Linked DNA regions of Homo sapiens: region 1 is linked to region 2. The links are chromatin contacts, found by Hi-C or POLR2A ChIA-PET in ENCODE. All regions are on one chromosome and are shown on one strand. The core of a region is the stretch at or near the end of the contact, and the rest is flanking DNA. Distances in the headings are between cores, read along the strand shown.

Evidence for each region. Hi-C counts contacts between places; a loop is a spot of excess contacts on that map. ChIA-PET counts read pairs that join two places held with the same protein, here RNA polymerase II (POLR2A). Pooled maps may share reads with other maps.
Region 1: a loop to region 2 is called in a pooled map, with 2.4 times the contacts of the local background. The contact joins the promoter of NOL11 here to the enhancer-like site in region 2. A Hi-C loop is called at or near these places in 2 of 50 pooled maps. POLR2A ChIA-PET finds 5 or more read pairs at or near these places in 4 of 52 experiments (A673, OCI-LY7, PC-9 and 1 more).

The regions. Positions count from the first base shown.
Region 1 is chr17:67,716,077-67,719,185 of GRCh38, reverse strand. It overlaps NOL11 (nucleolar protein 11), which reads right to left and starts at 1,250. Exons shown (of 18, transcript NM_015462.5): 1 at 1,098-1,250. The coding sequence starts at 1,238. LOC101928045 (a long non-coding RNA gene) reads left to right here and starts at 1,508. Exons shown (of 4, transcript NR_188294.1): 1 at 1,508-1,544. RefSeq lists enhancers at 1-77, 1,000-1,189, 1,260-1,339 and a silencer at 640-729.
Region 2 is chr17:67,613,555-67,616,847 of GRCh38, reverse strand. The region is part of intron 5 of PITPNC1 (phosphatidylinositol transfer protein cytoplasmic 1); the gene reads right to left. Among named protein-coding and RNA genes, the nearest start is that of NOL11, 100 kb to the left of the region's middle. Within about 2 kb of position 1,292, at least 3 of the 41 ENCODE cell types and tissues checked have a DNase peak (open chromatin) inside an H3K27ac peak, as active enhancers do.

The sequences.
Region 1 (3,109 bases), core at 1-2,500, 100 kb before region 2:
CTCAAGTGATCCACCCACCTGGGCCTCCCGAAGTTCTGGGATTACAGGCGTGAACCACCGCGTCCGGCCAAACCTCTAAAAGGGTAGTTAAAATGAAAATATAACTAAGTTCCTAAATAAGTAAATAAGCAACCCTTTGTTAAAAAAACAATAGTACATTTAAAAATTGATTATATTATGCCTCTGCATGGGAAGTTATGCCTCTGAACAGCGGCATGGGAAATTAAGTAGGGACATCTGGGATCATGTCTATCCAATTCCAATCTGCCATTGTATTCCTATGCAGGAGCTGCAAAACTGCAAATCTACTTGACATCCCAAGTGAAACCCAATAGAGTTAGCAGAGTCAAAACGGCACAGGGAGCTGTTAGCAACCTGTTCTCAAAACGTCAAAGCAGATACCTAACTTCTTTAAAACATGGAAAACTATGTTCAGCAGCCCAGAGAAAAGTAACTGCTTTCTATGCGACCACCAAAAGCAAGGTTAGAAAGTGTTCTCTATCAGGCTTTAGGCTGAAATGGGGGCAGGGCTTGCAGATTTTCCCAGGACTCAACTCCAGGATTCCCAGCGTGAATCAGAGATGCCAACAGACAACTCACTTGGAGGCAAGATTCTTAGCGAGCTATCAAGAAAGTCCCTCACTCTCTAAAATTGTCCCCGCCCCTACAAAGAGAGGGGTGTGAAGTGTAGACACGGCTAAACCACTATTCCCACTCTGTCAGTGTCATCCTCTCCCGCCCAACCAATCTCCGTTCCATCCTCCCGCGGGCGGCTAAGATAATAAAGACCCTAGGAGGGAATCTTAGCAAGGCCAATTCCGCGAGTTCCGAAGCAAAAGCACAGGTTTTCTTTCTTTTCCGAGTCTAACCCACGTGCACTCAGACGCTCTGCCCCTGCAAGTCGGAAATATGCCTTTACAGGAAGGCAAGCAAGCCAGATTCCAGACCTCACTCAGCGTCCCCAACAGGCCCAGCCGGCTCTCTGCTAAGCCTTCTCCACGATCTCTTTCTGAAGCTGTGAGAAACTTGAGCTCGAGCTCCGCGCTCAGAAAGGGGCGAGAAGGCAGTCGGGGCGCTCCCAAACCTATTGCCTTCACCTTATAGAGGATGACTGTCCTGCCGCTGTCTGTCACTAGAAACTGGTCTGTTTTGTCGCTCTGCTCCACGCCTAGGAGTCCTTCAGGCCCGGCGCTCAGGACTACCGAAGACAACGTGAATTCTTCCTCCAGCGCTGCCATTTTGAGCAAACCTAAGTACGGCCGCGCTCACTCCCGGCAGGCCTCGCGCTTTCTCTCGCGAGAATGAACGGGCCTGAGGGGGCGAGTGCTTGCCAAACCAGGAACCTGCTCTCGCAGCCTGCGACCTCTGGCGGGCGGAAGGAGCGAGCGCGACTGTGAATTTAGCCAGGTGGGCTGGGCCGGCTTGCGTCAGACTCCGCCTCCCGAGACCACGCCTCGCCGAGTCCCGGATGTGCTCCAGGAAGGGATAGGGTAGGCGCGGAAGTGCTGCTTACTGGGTCCTGAATCGGCTGCGTGCTGTTCTAGGTGGGGACTTGAGAGACTGTAGATGGGTCTAGGGAGTGGTCGAATATAAATAAGCTAGATTTTTTTTTTTTTAATTGCAAGGGAACTCCCTAGGAATTCCATCCATGGCCTTGTGGAACGATCTGCCAAAGAAAAAATATTTATCTCTGTAGGTAAACTCCCAATAACGTGCTGTTCCTACGTGAAATGCTTAATTCCCCCCAAGTTTCTTGGAACCCTCTAGAGATCTCCAGTCTTTTCAGTCTTTCAGGCCTTCTGAGTTCTCTGACTCCCCTTCTCTGAGCCCCAGTGGGGAAAATCTCTCCTCAGCTTACAGGAAATTCAGACTAGTTTGATGAAGGTGAAGTTGAAGGTCCCCTGTGTGATTTTTGGCAAGGTTTTTATTTCCGGGAGAAATGTATGTTTCTCAGATAAGCATGGCAGATTCAATCAATAATGTTAAATAAATAAGTAAAGATAAATTGTGATGTTCTTAGGGAGAAACCATTTAATAGGCAATTACTAAACAAATGTACCCAGTGTGACAAAGTGCCTCAGTTTAGATTTAAGCATCCACCAGATCGCCATGTGTGTTGTTTCTCATTGCCCCAACATGACGACATGGGCAAAAGGAGAATATCCAGCTACTGTGAAGGAATCAAATGCAGTCTATTTTTATAATGCTAATAGGTCTTTTGTTGTTCAAAAGTAGTGGCATTATCATGGCTCACTGCAGCCTCTAACTCTTGGGCTAAATAAAGCAATCCTCCTGCTTCAGCCTCCCGAATAACTGGGACTACAGGCATCCATCACCACGCCCGGCTAATTTTTGTATTTTTTGCAGACATGGAGTCTTGCTTTGTTGCCCAAGGTGATCTTGAACTCTGATAATCTTTTAATTTTTAGGCTGGGTTGTGAGATCAAGAGGATATAGTTTATTATTATGCTTCATAACTTACTTTGTGATAGGTGGTAAGAAGAAAAACATTAAACTCAGAAGGGAGAGATAAAGCGTGGGTGTGTGGGGGAGGAAGGAGTGGTCTGTGTATGTGAAATTTTCACTAGGATGACCACAGGCCTCCTTGAGAGGATGTCTTTTTTTTTTTTTTTTTTTTTTTGAGACAGGGTCTTGCTCTGTCGCCCAGGCTGGAGTGACGCAGTCTCAACTCACTGCAATCTCTGCTTCCCGGATTTAAGCTATCCTCCCACCTCAGCCTCCCGAGTACCTGGGACTACAGACATGCACCACCATGCCCGGCTAATTTTTGTATTTTTTGTAAAGATGGGGTTTCACCGTATTGCCCAAGCTGACCTTGAATTCCTGGGCTGAAATGACCCTCCCCCCTTGGCCTCCTAGAGTGCTGGGATTACAGAGCCACAGTGCCTGGCCCAAGGGTATCTTTTGAGGATGGCATGAAGGAGGGGAGGGAGCGATCATGCAGTTAACTAGGGGAGGGAGCGATCATGCAGTTAACTAAGAGCATTCTCAGTAGCAAGTGCGCCTGGGGCACCAACAGGGAGATTCCCTAGAAGTCTATCGCAGTTATTGTAGTTACCAGGTGAGAGGTGATGAGGGCACCATCAGT
Region 2 (3,293 bases), core at 43-2,542:
CCGCTGACGAACGCACCAGGCGAAAATGAGAACAGTAAGATGAAAAAGCAGAGGCTGCCTGGGAAAGTGGTGAGGCAGAGATCTAAGAGTAAAAAGGATAACAAAGTGGATAGGAATCCACAGTGGGGTCCCTTTGAGGGAAAGGGCACGTTTATTCCAGGGTTTGTGTCTAAAAAGAGCACCAGCAAACCGGTGCTCAACAAAAGGGTTGAGAACCATTTTGTGCCATGACCTGAAGTCCCACATACGGTAAACCCTGGCTCATCTGGGTGAAATAAAGGGTGAGGAAGAAGATTCAAGGGGCAGTGATCAGAGTGATACAGTGACCGATGAGAAAAAGATGCTGTTTGGAAAAACAACGTTCTAATCAGGTGCCCTAGATCATGGTAACTCATTAAGAGGACAGAGGCTGGGCACGGTGGCTCATGCCTGTAACCCCAGCACTTTGGGAGGCCAAGGCTGGTGGATCACCTCAGGTCAGGAGTTCGAGACCAGCCTAGCCAACATGGTAAAACCCATTTTGTACTAAAAATACAAAAATTTGCTGGGCGTGGTAGTGCACCCCTGTAATCCCAGGTACCCGGGAGGCTGAGGCAGGAGAATTGCTTGAACCCGGGAGGCTGAGGCTGCAGTGAGCTGAGATCGTGCCATTGCACTCCAGCCTGGGCGACAAGAATGAAACTCCATCTCAACAAACAAACAAACAAACAAAAAAGAGGACAGAAAAGTACAGAAAAGTACCAAAGTACATGCGGAAGGATCACAAATGCTATGACTCAATTCATTTACTAAAGAGGCTGTAAGGGCACAAAATCACTTCTAAGTTACAGTTCCCAGGGCAGCTGCAACAATGGCCCTTTCATGAGTTTGGCCTAATTTTGGTGCAAAGTAGCCTCAGTCCGAATTCTCCTCTGGGCTGCAGCCTCCCTTGGGCACACAGATGGTCTCAGGAGTCTAGGCCAACACTTCACATGTGCACATGTAGACACTGGCACCAGCGACGCAGAACGGTTTCCCCGAAGTATGATCAATAATGCCTCCTAAAATAAGCCTCAGAAGCTGAGCTTAAAAATAGCTCCAATTTCTCCCCGTTCCTTCTTATTTCAATTCACAGGGTGGTCTCTGGGAACTAGAACTGCTGGTTTTCTCTACAATTGACAAATCGATATTGAACCTGGAGACACTCACGGGCCAGCCTTTCACAGCCTCGGTGTTCGGTGTGTGCCATGTGGAGGTGAATTTGATCCTCATCCTTCTTGGAAGAATGAATTCTTTGCACAAACAGGCAGGGTTCCTGACACAGCCACTACACTAGCTCAGCCTCAAGAGAATGAAATACTGAGACAGATGGCTGGCTATGGCTCGTGCGGTGGGGTGGCCACACGAGGCATCGAAAGACAAGGAGGCCGGCAGCCCTGCTCTCTGAGTTTCCTCCTCTTGTTCACCAAGCAAGCGTCCCGAGGTACTTAGGGGCTTGTGTCTCCTTCCAGCTCATTCCTGGTGAGCCTCTCTGGGCAAAAACAATGGAATGGGCACTAGCCCAAAAACACTTAAGAATCACGATAGATTGCATCTACTGTCAGAAAAAGCAAAAGAAAGGAACAAATCGTTACTTGTTCCTGGTAGGCTGTGTTTGGTTTGGTTTTCGCATCTATGTGGATTGGCTGTAATAACCTCCCAAGGCAAACTACGCAAGGCCTCCTGGCTGAGCTCCACGGGCCCCTGCTCCCCAGGGCAGCTGCCCAGAAGACTCCAGAAGGAACCCTCCAGGCACGGGTAAGACAGGCTGGGGCTAGCATGTGGGGAGGGTTTGGCTTCCAGAGCCCTTCCCAGGGTTGTGGTAGAATTAGGTATGAGGCCCCTGGGTGGGCCTGTTGTTTCTATTTTTCCCCAATGGGGAGAAACCCGCCACTCTTGCCTTCATAGACCAGCTCTCACATATACTCTCGTGAATCAATTCTGGCGTCTGTGATGTCATTAAAAACTTTTTTTTTTTTAGTAGAGACGGGGTCCCACTATATTCCCCAGGCTGCTCTCAAACTCCTGGGGCTCAAGCTGTCCTCCTGCCTCAACCTCCCAAAGTCCTGGGATTACAGGTATGAGCCATTGTGCCTGGGCTGTGATGTCATTTTTAATTTATTTTTATTTATTTTATATATTTATTTTTTTTTTTTTTGAGACGGAGTCTCACTCTGTTGCCCAGGCTGGAGTGCAGTGGGGCAATCTCAGCTCACTCCAGCCTCTGCCTCCCAGGTTCAAGCGATTCTCCTCCCTCAGCCTCCCGAGTAGCTGGGACTACAGCCATGTGCCACCACACCTGGCTAATTTTTGTATTCTTAGTAGAGATGCGGTTTCACTATGTTGCTCAGGCTGATCTCGAGCTCATGAGCTCAAGCAAAACTCCCCACCTTGGCCTCCCAAAGTGCTGGGATTATAGGCGTGAACCACCGTGCCTGGCCAATTTTTTTAATAACATTTTCTTTTCTCCTTTTTTCTTATCACAATCATACTACTTCTTTATTTTGGAAAGAATAAAGAATCTTTATTCTGGAATCTCATCTGTGATTCCGTAATAAAGTGTCAGTTCGTCCCTCACTGGGTAGTAGAGAAGATCTGAGGACATAAAGTAGGGAAAGCCCACTTCATTTTGATCTGGGCTGGGAAGTACCCTGCCAGCGACAGATGTTAGTATCACCAAGGAAGGGAAAGCACCCACAAGCCTAGCGCTCTTTTTTCTTTTTCTTTTCTTTTCTTTTTTTTTGAGACAGAGTCTTGTTCTGTTGCTCAGGCTGGAGTGCAGTGGCGCGATCATGGGTCACTGTAGCCTCAACCTCCCTAGGCTCAGGTGATCCTCCCACCTCGGTCTCCTGAGTTGCTGGGAATATAGGCTACTTTTTTTTTTTTTTTTTTTTTTTTTTGTAGAGATAGGGTTTTGCCATGTTGCCCAGACTGGTTTCGAACTCCTGGGCTCAAGTGATCCTCCAGCATTGACCTCCTAAACCAGCACTCCTTTTTTTTTTTTTTTGAGACGGAGTCTCACTCTGTTGCCCAGGCTGGAGTGCAGTGGTACCATCTCAGCTCACTGCAACCTCTGCCTCTTGGGTTCAAGCAATTCTCCTGCCTCACTCAGCCTCCTAAGCAGCTGGGATTACAGACACATGCCACTACACCTGGTTAATTTTTGTATTTTGGTAGAGATGAGGTTTCACCATGTTGACCAGGCTGGCCTCAAACTCTTGACCTCAAGTAATCTGCCCACTTTGGCCTCCCAAAGCCAGCACTCATTTTTAAGG